Linked DNA regions of Homo sapiens: regions 1, 3 and 4 are each linked to region 2. The links are chromatin contacts, found by Hi-C or POLR2A ChIA-PET in ENCODE. All regions are on one chromosome and are shown on one strand. The core of a region is the stretch at or near the end of the contact, and the rest is flanking DNA. Distances in the headings are between cores, read along the strand shown.

What was found. Hi-C counts contacts between places; a loop is a spot of excess contacts on that map. ChIA-PET counts read pairs that join two places held with the same protein, here RNA polymerase II (POLR2A). Pooled maps may share reads with other maps.
Region 1: a map with no recorded cell type shows a loop between it and region 2 (16-fold over the local background). The contact joins the promoter of SBNO2 here to the promoter of MED16 in region 2. A Hi-C loop is called at or near these places in 1 of 168 maps with a recorded cell type or tissue (posterior vena cava), 1 of 37 single-sample maps with no recorded cell type and 3 of 50 pooled maps. POLR2A ChIA-PET finds 5 or more read pairs at or near these places in 2 of 52 experiments (HEK293 and K562).
Region 3: a loop to region 2 is called in a pooled map, with 14 times the contacts of the local background. The contact joins the promoter of POLRMT here to the promoter of MED16 in region 2. A Hi-C loop is called at or near these places in 1 of 37 single-sample maps with no recorded cell type and 11 of 50 pooled maps. POLR2A ChIA-PET finds 5 or more read pairs at or near these places in 1 of 52 experiments (GM10248).
Region 4: a pooled map shows a loop between it and region 2 (14-fold over the local background). The contact joins the promoter of CDC34 here to the promoter of MED16 in region 2. A Hi-C loop is called at or near these places in 6 of 50 pooled maps. POLR2A ChIA-PET finds 5 or more read pairs at or near these places in 3 of 52 experiments (B cell, HEK293 and OCI-LY7).

The regions. Positions count from the first base shown.
Region 1 is chr19:1,172,818-1,176,309 of GRCh38, forward strand. It overlaps SBNO2 (strawberry notch homolog 2), which reads right to left and starts at 1,451. Exons shown (of 32, transcript NM_014963.3): 1 at 1,355-1,451. It overlaps LOC102725180 (collagen alpha-1(VII) chain), which reads left to right. Exons shown (of 3, transcript XR_005647046.2): 2 at 202-1,067; 3 at 1,743-2,176. RefSeq lists enhancers at 1-377, 1,762-1,811 and a silencer at 1,312-1,621.
Region 2 is chr19:891,793-895,073 of GRCh38, forward strand. It overlaps MED16 (mediator complex subunit 16), which reads right to left and starts at 1,395. Exons shown (of 16, transcript NM_005481.3): 1 at 1,294-1,395. It overlaps RNU6-9 (RNA, U6 small nuclear 9), which reads left to right and starts at 1,692; the gene lies at 1,692-1,798. RefSeq lists silencers at 1,013-1,062, 1,113-1,382 and an enhancer at 1,523-1,672.
Region 3 is chr19:631,653-635,145 of GRCh38, forward strand. It overlaps POLRMT (RNA polymerase mitochondrial), which reads right to left and starts at 1,885. Exons shown (of 21, transcript NM_005035.4): 1 at 1,773-1,885; 2 at 1,182-1,286. The coding sequence starts at 1,860. It overlaps LOC105372234 (a long non-coding RNA gene), which reads left to right and starts at 1,812. Exons shown (of 2, transcript XR_936226.2): 1 at 1,812-2,243; 2 at 2,332-3,493. RefSeq lists silencers at 1,669-1,828, 1,839-2,098.
Region 4 is chr19:530,095-533,312 of GRCh38, forward strand. CDC34 (cell division cycle 34, ubiquitin conjugating enzyme) reads left to right here and starts at 1,666. Exons shown (of 5, transcript NM_004359.2): 1 at 1,666-2,014. The coding sequence starts at 1,838. RefSeq lists silencers at 1,171-1,910, 2,331-2,500 and enhancers at 1,707-2,363, 2,761-2,810, 2,881-3,040.

The DNA.
Region 1 (3,492 bases), core at 201-2,700, 280 kb after region 2:
AGGCCAGCTCCGAGGCCGGGCACTCTCGCTGACAGGGCGTGCAACAGATGGCACCAAACCTATCCCGTCCCGTCCCAGCAGTCACAGGCAGGAAGGACGTTCTGAGCAGGCGGGAACAACAGGCATTCCGGGAAGAAGCAGCCAGGGGAGGCCCCGGCTACACATTTAAGAGATTTTTTTTTTTTTTTTTTAACTTTTCAGAATGTTAATCAGTTCATCCAGGGAGACACCCACCGTCCCTGCCCCAGCACCATCCGTGCCCGGCGTCCCTGGAGGCGCTGGGTGGGCTCTCCACAACGCCTGCCCCCCACGCCCCAGGTCAGTCTGGGGATTGGTCCCTCCAGGCCCCACCTGCCTTATTCTTCGGGACTCTGGGGTGGTGGGAAGAGTGCCCTACGGGGGACAGGACCCACCAGGAGGCCTGCGCTTCCCCTTCACCGACACACGCTGCTCCCGGGCCCCACTCGGGCCATCTCAGCCCGCTACCCTCCCTCCCGCCTGTCCCTGGAAGCCGGGTTTGAATGCGACCCGCACTCCCACCCCCAACACGCTCTGCAGACTCCGCCCAGACGGCCCCGGGGTCACCTAATATCAGCAAGCCCCCATCCCAAACCGGGGGACCTCCATGCAGAAACCGAAAAACCATCTGCCCCAGAAGAGAAGTCGGAGGCCCCAGGAGCGGGAGGGGCGGGGAGCAAGGGGAGGGAGGGAGACAGGGCTGCGCTGCGGGGCCGAGAAGGCAAGGGTCCTGGGACCGGGGACAAGGAGGAGGAAGGGGCACGAACGCCCGAGGAGCCTGGAGTCAGGAATCGGGGCGGCGGGAGAGACCGGGGGTCACTCCCAGGAAGGGGTCGAGGTCACGAGGCGCATGGAGTCGAGAGTCCCCAAAAGGGAAGGCCAGGATACCGAGGAAAAGCGGGTGCGGGGTCACCAAGGGGCTCGGGGGCACCGATGAGTGCGGGGTCAAGGGTTACCAGAAAACGAAAGGTCGGGGGTCACCAAGCTGCGCGGTACAGGGAGTCACCCGGAAGAGCGGGAAGGAAAGGTTGGGAGGGTTGTCGTGGAAGGTAGGGTTAAGGTTCACGGCAGGGGGTCGCCGGGGGGCGGGGGGGCAGGTCAAGGTTCACGGCGGTGGTCGCGGGGCAGCGCGGGGTCAACGTTGGCGGCGAAGGGCGGGGTCGGAAGGGGTCGCGGCGGAGGGCGGGGGTCCCGCCGCGCTCGCCCCCGCCCCACGGCCCCCAGAACCCCCAGCCCCGGGCGCAGGGGTCCGCGGGGAGCGCCGGACCCACAAGCGGGGTCGGGCCAGGCAGGGGTCGCGGTGGAGCCGGGGCGGGGGTCGCAACCAGAGCCTCACCTCGGGCCCGGGTCCGGCCGGGCGCGGAGCCCGCGGCGCCTGTTTCTCCGAGCCTCGCAGCTGCCGCCGCTCACTTCCGGGTTTCGGGCGCCATCTTGGGGGCCCCGCGCACTTCCGGTCATGCCGCGGGGCGGGGCCTCCACCTGCGGGGGCGTGGTCTCGGTTCGGGGGCGGGGCCACCTTCCAAGCCAATCCCTTGAGGTCCTTCCGCTATTCGGAAGGGGCTGGGACTCCTACGGCTCTGGGTTCGAATCCCGCCCTGCCTGGTTCTCTTGAGACCCCAGCATGTGCTTTCACCTCCTCAAGCCTCAGTTTCCTCTTCTGCACCGTGCTGGTGAAATGGAATCTGCTTTGTGGTACAGCATCCCCTTTTTTCCTCCTTCCTCAGAACCCCCTCCAAGCCTCTGCATGTGCCACGTCCCCCACTGGGGCTCACTCACCCGAGACTTTTAAACTGAGACTCCCTCAAAAGCTACTAAGACGATCACCAGCCGGGCGCAGTGGCTCACGCCTGTAATCGCAGCACTTTGAGAGGCTGAGGCGGATGGATCACTTGAGGTCGGGAGTTTGAGGCCAACCTGGACAATATGATGAAACCCCGTCTCTACTAAATATACAAAAATTAGCTGGGCGTGATGGCGGGCACCTGTAATCCCAGCTACTCAGGAGGCTGAGGCAGTAGTATCGCTTGAACCTGGGAGGTAGTTATTGCAGTGAGCTGAGATCGCACCACTGCACTCCAGCCCGGGCAACAGAGTGAGACTCCATCTCAAAAATAAATAAATAAATAACGAAATAAAATAAAATGAAATAAAATCATCACCTCTGGGCCTGTCAGACATACTCTCTCACGAAAAGTTATCTCTGTTCATTAATCTCTCTCCCTAACCAAATACAGTTCTGGACGCTTCAGCATGGTGACTGGCACATGGGGGTTTGGGTAAGTCCCAGGGGCTACCCCCAAGAGAGCAGGATCCTTTCAGGCAGGGCCACGGGGGCCTGAGGGGCTCCTCCTCTCGGTGGCTGTGGTGGGAGGCTGCCCTGCGTGGGGAGCTGGAGTCTCAGGGCACTTTTCCTGTGACTTGAGCCAGTGAAGGCAGATCCAGTGTGGGAGGCACCACCGCCTCCCCAGCCCAATTTCAGCCATGACAATACTGATACAGCTCCCTGGACCCAAGCAGCCACAAGCCAGAGGCCTCTGCCCCCATTCCAACCCCCTGAAACTAGAGTTGATTTCTCCATGACTTTGTTAATTCATTCAGTGACTTCTAATCGATGCTGCTCTGTGCTTGGTCATGAGCTGGGAAAACCCAGGGTCTCACAGAGGACTCAGCTGTCTGTCCCAACATCAGAAAGCCCCTGGTCTAGGGGAGAGAGAACCAGGACCAGACACTCCAATATGCGGGATCTCTGGGAGGGTTGAAATGTCTGCCTAGGGCTTCATAGAGGGCTGCATGCTGAAGAGTGTGTTGAAGCTGGGGTTTTGAAGTTCAAGTAGGAGTGTACCAGGTAGACAAGAGTAGGAAGAACAGTCCGGGCAAAGAAGGCCTGGTAAGGCAGATAATAAGCAGGTTTAAGATATTTTAGCACCTCTCTAAAAAACTGAGGCCAAAAGCCAGGCACGGTGGCTCACGCCTGTAATCCCAGCACTACGGGAGTCTGAGGCAGGAGGAACACCTGAGGTCAGCGGTTTGAGACCAGCCTGGCCAACATGGTGAAACCCCATCTCTACTAAAAGTACAAAAAAGTTAGCTGGGCATGGTGGTGCCTGCCTGTATTCCCAGCTACTAGGGAGGCTGAGGCAGGAGAATCGCTTGAACCCAGGAGGTAGAGGTTGCAGTGAGCTGAGATCACACCACTGCACTCCAGCCTGGGCGATAGAGTGAGGTTCGGTCTCAAAAAAACAAACAAACAAAAAACGGTGGCTCACGCCTGTAATCCCAACACTTTGGGAGGCTGAGGTGGGTGAATCACCTAGGTCAGAAGTTCAACACCAGCCTGACGAACATGGTGAAACCCTGTCTCTACTAAAAATACAAAAATTAGCCAGGCGTGGTAGTGGGTGCCTGTAATCCTGACTACTCAGGAGGCTGAGGCAGGAGAATCACTTGAATCTGGGAGGCGGAGGTTGCAGTGAG
Region 2 (3,281 bases), core at 145-2,644:
TGTGGCCGAGGCGGGGCTGAGTGTGACGGGGAACACCTGTGGCCGAGGCGGGGCTGAGTGTGACGGGGAACACCTGTGGCCGAGGCGGGGGCTGAGTGTGACGGGGAACACCTGTGGCCGAGGCGGGGCTGAGTGTGATGGGGAACACCTGTGGCCGAGCCGGGGGCTGAGTGTGACGGGGAACACCTGTGGCCGAGGCGGGGCTGAGTGTGACGGGGAACACCTGTGGCCGAGGCGGGGCTGAGTGTGTTGGGGAACACCTGTGGCCGAGGCGGGGGCTGAGTGTCACAGGGAACAGAGGGGGCACCTCCTCGAGGCTTTCTAAGCGCCTGGCATCCAGACGGGCTGTTTCGCTTCGCAAAGGCAAAAGCCCAGGGAGCCTGGAATCACCCGCAACCAGGTTCTCCTCAAACCCTAACCCCGGCTCCCTACTTCTTCAGGGCCTGCCCCAGACCCCCAAGGCTCCGCCACAAGCCTCTAAAAGTCTTTCAGCCCCACCCCTGACCCCCTTTGCTTCCCACACTTCATTTCACCCCTTGAGCCCACGGCCTCACCCTAAATTCTCAGGCTTCACCGTAGGGGTCCCATGTACTCTCCAGGTCCAGCCTCCAACGCCCTTAGCTCTCCAGGCCCAACCCCTAAAACTCCCCAGTCCCCAGACTCCACCCCGGGGACCCCACGTACTCTCCAGGCCCTTCCCCTATTGCCCCCAAATACGAGGCTTCATCCCAGGGACCCCATAGCCTCTTCAGGCCCCGCCCCTATAACCCCCAATCTCCAGGGTCCATCCCAGGGACCCCCTACCCTCTCCAGACCCCTATAACTCCGCAGTCCCCAGTCTCCACCCTAGGGACCCTATTCCCTCTCCAGGCCCCGCACCGATAACCCCGCAGTCTCCAGGCCCTGCCTCTACAGCCCCCCAGTCCCCAGGCTCCACCCCGGCGACCCCAAACCCACTCCAGGCCCCGCCCCCGAAGTCCCACCAAGCGCCTTCAGCCTCGCCCCAAACTCTCCTTAGGCCCCGCCCCGAACCCAGCCCCGCGGGCCTCAGGCCTCCCCCAGGTTTCCGCCGCAAACCCTGAGCCCCGAGCCCCGCGCCCCGCGCCCCGCGCCCCGCGCCCCGCGCCCCGCGCCCCGCGCCCCGCGCCCCAGGCCGCCTACCCAGCAGCCTTTGCTCCCGGCCACGCCCCCGACCCCGCAGGCCCCGCCACGGCTGCGCCGCGTTCCCTCGGGTCCGTGGACACGGTCAGGGGTCCGTCCGCCCTCGCCGGGCCCCCGCAGCCCCGCACTCACCTGGTCGGCCCGTGCGCCAAGCTCAGCGGGCGTCCGCGGTGCGATCTTCCCTAGCGCCTCGGGTCTGGCGCCGCCATCTTCCTCGGTAACAACCAGTCGCCTGAGGCGTGGGGCCGCCTCCCAAAGACTTCTGGGAGGGCGGTGCGGCTCAGGCTCTGCCCCGCCTCCGGGGCTATTTGCATACGACCATTTCCAGTAATTCCCAGCAGCCACCGTAGCTATATTTGGTAGAACAACGAGCACTTTCTCAACTCCAGTCAATAACTACGTTAGTTGCATTACACATTGGGCTAATATAAATAGAGGTTAAATCTCTAGGTCATTTAAGAGAAGTCGGCCTATGTGTACAGACATTTGTTCCAGGGGCTTTAAATAGCTGGTGGTGGAACTCAATATTCGTGCTCGCTTCGGCAGCACATATACTAAAATTGGAACGATACAGAGAAGATTAGCATGGCCCCTGCGCAAGGATGACACGCAAATTCGTGAAGCGTTCCATATTTTTTTTTTTTTTTCCATTTTCCCTCCCAGAAACGGAATCTTGCTCTGTTGCCCAGGCTGGAATGCAATGGCGCGATCTTAGCTTGTTGCAACCTCCGCCTCCCGGGTTGAAGCGATTCTCCTGCCTCAGCCTCCCGAGTAGCTGGGATTATAAACATGCGCCACCACGCCCGGCTAATTTTTGTATTTTGGTAGAGACGGGGTTTCGCCATGTTGGCCAGGGTGGTCTCTATCTACTGACCTCCTGATCCGCCCGCCTCGGCCTCCCAGAGTACTGGGATTACAGGTGTGAGCCACCGCGCCCGGCCTTTCTTCCATTTTCTAATGTCCAAGAGTGGGGAAACTGTAAGCGAAGTCACCGACCCCGTTGAGTATTCCTACTTCCAACCCTATTCCCACCTCCTCCTCCAAAAGCCAGTTTAATGCAATGGATGTGGTGCTCTTCTATTTTTATTTTTATTTTTTTTGAGACAGGGTCTCGCTCTGTGGCCCAGGCTGGAGTGCAGTAGCGCGATCTCAGCTCACTGCAACCTCCGCCTTCCAGGCTCAAGCGATTCTCCTGCCTCAGCCTCCCGAGTAGCTGGGACTACAGGCGCGCACCACCATGCCCAACAAATTCTTGTATTTTTAGTAGAGACGGAGTTTCACCATGTTGGCCAGGATGGTCTCAGTCTCTTGACCTGGTGATCTGCCTGCCTCAGCCTCCCAAAGTGCTGGGATTACAGGCGTGAGCCACCGCGCCCAGCCTGTTTTTTCAAAATTTTAATAGCGATGGGGTCTCACTATGTTGCCCAGGCTGATTTCAAACTCCAGGCCTCAAGCCCTCCTTCCACCCCGGCCTCCCAAAGTGCTGGGATTATAGGCGTGAGCCACCGCGGCCTCACTGCATGATTTTTGCAAGAATTCTGCAAATATAAAACTGTTCTAAAATTACAGGTTAACAATGGCCCAAATATCAGAGTGTTTTTTCTGGATCAGGGTTCAGTTCTCCAAGAGGGCCACGCAGTGACCTTACAGAAAATCCCCATTCCCAGGCAGCAGGTAGGGATTTAACGTTCTTAGCGGCCCGGGTGTGGTGGCACACACCTGTAATCCCAGTACTTTGGGAGGCCAAGGTCTGAGGACAGCTTGAGTTTGAGACCAGCCTGGGAAACATAGCCAGACCCCGTCTCTACAAAAAAAAATTAAAAATTAGCAGGGTTGGGGAGGGAGGGGCGCTGGGCAAGGTGGTTCAGGCCTGTAATCCCTGAACTTTGGGAGGCTGAGGCACGCAGATCACCTGAGAACAGGAGTTCGAGACTAGCCTGGCCAACATGTTGAAACCACATCTCTACTAAAAATACAAAAATATTAGCTGGGCATGGTGACACATGCCTGTAGTCCTAGCTACTCTAGAGGTTGAGGCAGGAGAATCACTTGAACCCAAGAGGTGGAGGTTGCAGTGAGCTGAGATCGCGCCACTGCACTCCAGCCTGGGGGACAGAGCA
Region 3 (3,493 bases), core at 635-3,134, 260 kb before region 2:
GCTGAAATAAAAAGACAAGCGTGATGTCCGCCTTCAGAGTGCTCCAAAACTCAGGAGATACTTTTAGGATTAACAGTTGAGAGCTTTGTTTTGTTTTGTTTTGTTTTTGAGATGGAATTTCCCTCGTTGCCCAGGCTAGAGTGCAATGGCATGATCTCGGCTCACCGCAACCTCCACCTTCCGGGTTCAAGCGATTCTCCTGTCTCAGTCTCCCCGGGTTCAAGCGATTTTCCTGCCTCAGCCTCCTGAGTAGCTGGCACTGCAGGCGTTCACCACCATGCCCAGCTAATTTTTGTATTTTTAGTAGAGACAGTGTTTCACCATGTTGGCCAGGCTGGTCTTGAACTCATGACCTCTTGATCCGCCCGCCTCGGCCTCCCAAAGTGCTGGGATTACAGGCGTGAGCCACCGCACCAGGCCTCGGACCCTTGACCTCTTGATCCGCCCACCTTGGCCACCCAAAAGTGCTGGGAGTACAGGCGTGAGCCACCGCACCAGGCCTCGAACCCCCGACCTCTTGATCCGCCCACCTCGGCCACCCAAAAGTGCTGGGATTACAGGCGTGAGCCACCGCACCTGGCCAGGTTTTTTCCCTTTATAAAGGTTCTCCCGCCTCTCCCTTCCCGGCTGCCTAATGGACGCAGACAGGATGTGGGACAGAAGCACCGGCGGGAAGCAAGCACAGGGAAGCTCCCACCTCCCTCCCACACCACCAGCCAGGCCAGGACGAGGGCCTGCCACCGCTGGAGCCTGGGCTGTCCCTCCCAAGTTTCGCAGTCATCCAGTCTCCATTAGGCGCCTACCCCCCAGAGCCAAGCCAGGACAGCTGAGTCAGTTCAGGGTTCACATCCTGGCTCTGCACATGTGGCCTTGGCGGCGGGGCCGGGGGGGGGGTCTCTCCAGACATAATCTTGGGCCTCACCTATGTCCCTGGAAAGTGGGAGCACCTGGTGGGGTTCTGGGGAGGGGGAATTACGAGAGCTCCAGGAAGGAGCCTGCTCAGCAAGGACAGGGCCCATGAGCGGTGCAAGAGATGTTTCAGCAACGCCGTCTGGGCGTGTCCTGGGACCCGAGAGGTGGAGACCGCCCTCAGCCTGTCTCAGAATCTGAGCCTTTGCCTTTTCTCCCGGCAGCAGGGAGCGGACTCTCCTCTCCCGGGCCGCCGTGGGGGTCGCGCTCACCCTCCAGCAGCTCCACGTGGCCCCAGTCCTTCCTGCGGTCTTGGTCTTGCTCCTGGGGGCTGGCGGACGAGCTCCTCCTGGGGCCGCAGACGCCACCGGCGGTCCCTGCGGGAAAGACGAGAGCGGCTGAGCGGGGCCGGGCGTGTGGGCGGGGGCCTCCATAAAGGCAGAAGCCGAAGGGTCGAAGGGCAAAGGAGCCCTAAACGCAGCGGAAACTCTCGGAGCACGGGCTTAAGTTGGAAAGAAACTAAGACAGCGAAGGTGGAAGGGCCCCGCCGCGGCGAACACGGGCGCGGAACCGCCGAGAGAGGGTTCCTCGCACTCGAGGTGCAGCAGGTCAAAGGTTAAGAGCCCTAAACACCACACCTGGGGTCAGGAGGCTGCATAAGAAACCACGAGTCAAAGGTCAGACTGCACGGAGGAGCCTCAGTCGAAAAGCGGGCAAGGGCGAGTGGAAAGCGGGGCCGGGTCGGTGGGCTGCGCACGCCCAGGTGCAAAGAGGCAAAGGTCAAAGCGCCAAAGGCCCCGGCCGCGCGGGGAGGAGCCCACGCCGTGGCCCCCGGGCTGCCTGGCCGTCTCCCTTTGTGTTACCTTCTTTGCCGGGGAGTCCCGGGCGGCCGCAAGGCCGTAGGGCTCGTTTGAGCCCCGCCGCTCCGCGGCCCCAGCAAAGTGCCGACATTACGCACGCCGCTCCAGGCCACCCCACCGGCCCGCGCCTGCGCATGCGCCCGCGCCGCCTGCCGGGAGTTGTGGTTTCATGGTCGACGGAGGCTGCGAAGGGAAACCCCAGCCGGAAGTAGACTCCCAGGATGCAGCGGAGGCGCGAAGGCATGCGCCGGTGGACGCTCTGATTGGTTCCTCCTGCTGTTTTTAAAGGGAGGGGGCGGGACAGAGCTGTTGCCGTGGCAACTGGGAGGCACTCTCAGGCTGTTTTCCCGAGGACCTCAAATCCGGACTTTTTTTCTGTTTTTCTTTCTTTTTTGGTTTTGTTTTGGACGCGTTGTGGCCCAGGCTGGAGTGCAGTGGCGTGATCATAGCTCAGTGCAGCTTCGAACTGCTGGGGTAAAGAGATCCTCGCCCCTCGGCTTCCCAAAGCGCTGGGATTGCAGACGCCGCCACCGTGCCCGGCTTTTTTTTTTTTTTTTTCAAGGCATACTCATCTAATAACGAGGACAGCATCTGCAATTTAGAGATTCCTGTCCGCAACCTTCATTGCTCCAACGACAACTTTTGGGTAAGAGTCATTAGGATGCCGTCTATCATGGAGGAAGCTGAGGCTCAGAGAGGGCCACCAAGTTGCTGGAAGACACAGCACGTGCGACCTCAGGGAGGCTGCAAGGAGAGAAAGCCCCAGTCCGCGAGACTCCCAGCCTCCAGCTTCAGTTTACCCTCCAATCCCCAAGCCCTCAGGGGCAGGAGCCGAATGGAGCGGCAGGCTTGGATTCACCTGCTAAGTGGGGTGAGGTCAAGGGAATGAAATAAACCTCGGAGCCTAGAGCCTGCCCTGGTCTCCGCGTGATCCTGCCTAGGAGGAGCAGGGCGGGAGCTTTAGAATGGAACCTGGAAGGTGTGCCCACCTGTGTCGTTCAGCCGGGGCAGCAGGCCAGAGGCGGGAGCGCCTGCTGTGGGGCAGTAGGCTTGGGAAGGGTGAGAATAGGAATATCTGGGGGTAACTGTGTTCCAGGCTAATATCCCAGTTGCAAAGGGGAGCTGGTTTGGTGGCTCAGGCCTGTCATCCCAGCACTTTGGGAGGCTGAGGCGGGCGGATCACCTAAGGTCAGAGTTCGAGACCAGCTTGGCAAATACGCAAGCATGCCTGGCAACATGGCAAAACCCCGTCTCTAGTAAAAATACAAAAATTATCCGGGGGTGGTGGCGGGCACCTGTAATCCCAGCTACTCGGGAGGCTGAGGCAGGAGAATCGCTTGAACCCGGGAGGCGGAGGTTGCAGTGAGCCAAGATCTCGCCACTGCACTCCAGCCTGGGTGACAGAGCGAGAACCTGTCTCAAAAAAAAAAAAGTGCAAAGGGAGGTCAGTTCAGTGCCTCAGGCCTGTAATCCCAGCACTTTGGGAGGCTGCGGCGGGAGGATCGCTTGAGCCCAGGAGTTCCAGACAAGCCTTGGGCAACCGAGATACTGAGACCCAGTCTCCACCAAAGGAAAAAAAGAAATTAGCCAGGCATGGTGGTGCACACCTGTGGTCCCAGATACTCGGGAGGCTGAGGCAGGAGGACTGCTTGAGCCCAGGAGGTTTAGACTGCAGTGAGCTGAGATGGCGCCACTGTACTCCAGCCTGGGTTGACAGAACAGGA
Region 4 (3,218 bases), core at 416-2,915, 360 kb before region 2:
CCGCCACCACGCCCAGATAATTTTTTGTATTTTTAGTAGAGACGGGGTTTCACCATATTAGCCACAATGGTCTCGATCTCCTGACATTGTGATCCGCCCGCCTCGGCCCCCCAAAGTGTTGGGATCACAGGCGTGAGCCACCGTGCCCGGCCTGTATGTTGATGCAGCTGTGTGTACCCAGGGCATAGCAACAATGCCACTGGCACAGTCCGAGGGCAGGGCCACCCGTCACGGGCACGACTCAGGGGAGGCTGGGCTGCCCCGTCCTCACCACGGCCAGTTCTCCCGACCAAGCTTCACAGCAAGGAGCATGTGGGTGTCTGGGCAGCCACTGAGCCAGGTCAGAAGTCAGGTGGGGTCACAGTGATGCCCGGAATCAGCTGGGGTCAAGACTCAGGTGGGCTGGGCGCGGTGGCTCATGCCTATAATCCCAGCATTTGGGAGGCCGACGCAGACGGATCCCTTTATTAGTCCAAACTGCATCCTCCCCTTCCTTTCAAAACCTAACAACACACTTGAGGTCAGGGGTTCGAGACCAGCCTGGCCAACATGGTGAAACCCCATCTCTACTTAAAATACAAAATTAGCCGGACGTGGTGGCGGGCACCTGTAATCTCAGCTACTCGGGAGGCTGAGGCGGACACTAGCTTGAACCCGGGAGGCGGAGGTTGCAGTGAGATTGTGCCACTGCACTCCAGCCTGGGCCACAGAACGAGACTCTGTCTCATTTAAAAAAAAAAAAAAAAAAAAGACTCGGGTAGGACAAAGGTCAGGCTGGGAGGAGGGCACAGCCAGGCTCGGGCTCAGCTTGGGGTGGGGGCTCCGTGGGGCTGGCGCCTCTCCCGGGTCAGGTGCTGAGCCGATGCTGGCCGGCGTAGGCCTCTTTCCCAGTTTCTCTGGGGGGCAGGAGCACCTTGCCAACCTCTGATGGCTCCAGCGCCTGCACTCGCCTCACACCACATGGTGACTTCAACGGGGACCAGGGAAGCCCTCGCCCCTCCCACCCCTCAGAGCCCTCCCCGACCTCGCCCACTTCTCAGAGCTCCCGCTGTCGGGGGAACCGAGGCAGCGCCGCGCCTGGAAGCCAGGTCTGCGGATCCCGCCTCGCTCCCGCCCCTTCCTCCCTTCCGCGTGGCCAGCGCGACCCTAGGACAGACTTCGCGCCCGTCCCCTGCACAGACGGGGAAACGGAGACGGGGACGCGGGGTCGCGCCGGATGGACCGGCCCTGCCCCTCCGGTCCCGGTCAGGACCCCGCGCCGCGCCCCGTTCACCGCCCGCGGCCCCGCCCCGCGCCGGCACGTCACAAAACAACCCCAAAGCCGGGGGACCGGGCCGGTGACGGCGCAGAGCAGCCCTGCCCGCCTCCTTGCGCACAGCGTCCGCGGTGCTGGTCGAGCAGGGGGCGACGGCGGCGGCCTCGGGGATCGGAAGAGCCCGGGGCTGCGCGCTCGAACCCTCCCTCCCGGCGGAGGCGCTCGGCGCCGTAGGCGGGACCGGGGCCGGGACTCCACCTCCCGGCGTCCCCTGCGGCCGGGCGCGCAGGCGCAAGTCGGACCTGGCCGCGGAGCGCAGGCGCAGTCGGGGCCAGGCGGTGCGCGCAGGCGCAGCGGGGGGCGGGGCGCGCGGGCCCGGCCAAGGCAAGCGCCGGTGGGGCGGCGGCGCCAGAGCTGCTGGAGCGCTCGGGGTCCCCGGGCGGCGGCGGCGGCGCAGAGGAGGAGGCAGGCGGCGGCCCCGGTGGCTCCCCCCCGGACGGTGCGCGGCCCGGCCCGTCTCGCGAACTCGCGGTGGTCGCGCGGCCCCGCGCTGCTCCGACCCCGGGCCCCTCCGCCGCCGCCATGGCTCGGCCGCTAGTGCCCAGCTCGCAGAAGGCGCTGCTGCTGGAGCTCAAGGGGCTGCAGGAAGAGCCGGTCGAGGGATTCCGCGTGACACTGGTGGACGAGGGCGATCTATACAACTGGGAGGTGGCCATCTTCGGGCCCCCCAACACCTACTACGAGGGCGGCTACTTCAAGGTGAGCGCGGCGACCCCCGCCCGGGTCCCGGAGCCCACGAGCGACCTCGGGCGCCGGGAACCAGCTCCCTGCCCCGCGGTCCTAGCGCTGTTGCTGGGCGGGCCCCGAAGCCTCCTGGCTTGGGCTCGTTTCCCTTCTATGGCCACGTTCCCCCACCCAGCTCTGCCCGGCCCCCTCCTCGGACCGTCTCGGGGACCTTCAGCCTCTGCTGCAGTCCTCGAAAATCCCCAGTTCCCTTCAAGGCATCGTCCGGTCCCCTGTTAGGCTCTTGGCCCCCGGAGGGGTGGCCGGGGGCCCTCCCTGTAGCATCTGGGCGTGGGGCTCTTGCCCACCTCCTCCTTGGCGGGGGCTGGACCCCGGCTGCCTCCCCCTCCGCCCCTGCGAGAAAGAGGGAGCGGAGCCCAGGCCGCGCCGGCCTTTCAGCTGCCCTCCCCGCCCTCCCCGGAGGAGACAAAGAGGCCCCCCCAGACCCCGTAGCTGCTATTGTTGGGGAGCTGGGCCCGTGAGCGGGGGAGCGAGGCCAGCCTGGGGGTGGCTGGCGCGGCCACTCGCTCAGTCTCCAACAAAGGCCCGGATGAGCCTTGGCAGCCAGGACCCGCCTGGAAAGCGGCCACCCTTGCCAGTAGCAGCCGGCCAGGCGCCCTGGGCTCCATCCCCTGCTTTATGTAACCTGCGCCCTCGGGAAGGCCGAAGTAGGGGCGTGCCTCCCACCTGCTCCCTGCAGCTCTCTCCAGGCCTCCCGGCTCGGGCCCGCGTCCCGGACCCCGACCTCAGAAGCTCCGGGCTCGCTCATCCCAGCTGGTCTTGGCCTTTCTCAGAGTCCACTGAACAGGTGGCTTCTTGGGACCCAAACCCCGAGTTCTGGGCCGTTTCTTCTGCCCTCTGGCGGTTTAATTCCAAGCAGTTTCTGGATGTTTTTGTTGTTGTTGGGAGCGGGGAGGCTGTTTCTGTCTCATGTGAAAAGGACTCAGGCCAAAACCAGGGCAGTTTTCTTGATCTCACGATCCAGACGTGACCTTTGACTTCTTTTAGCGTTCAGGGACCTCGTTCTTGGGGCCAGAGGGACAAAGCGAGGGGCCCTGTGTGAGCGGTGGGGAACGAGCACCCTGTCCAGGAATCTCCCCCTCCCACCGTCACTTCCTGCCAAGAGCCTGGACACGACACGACACTGCAGGGCCCGGCCCGCTCTGCCCCGGCCAGCTGC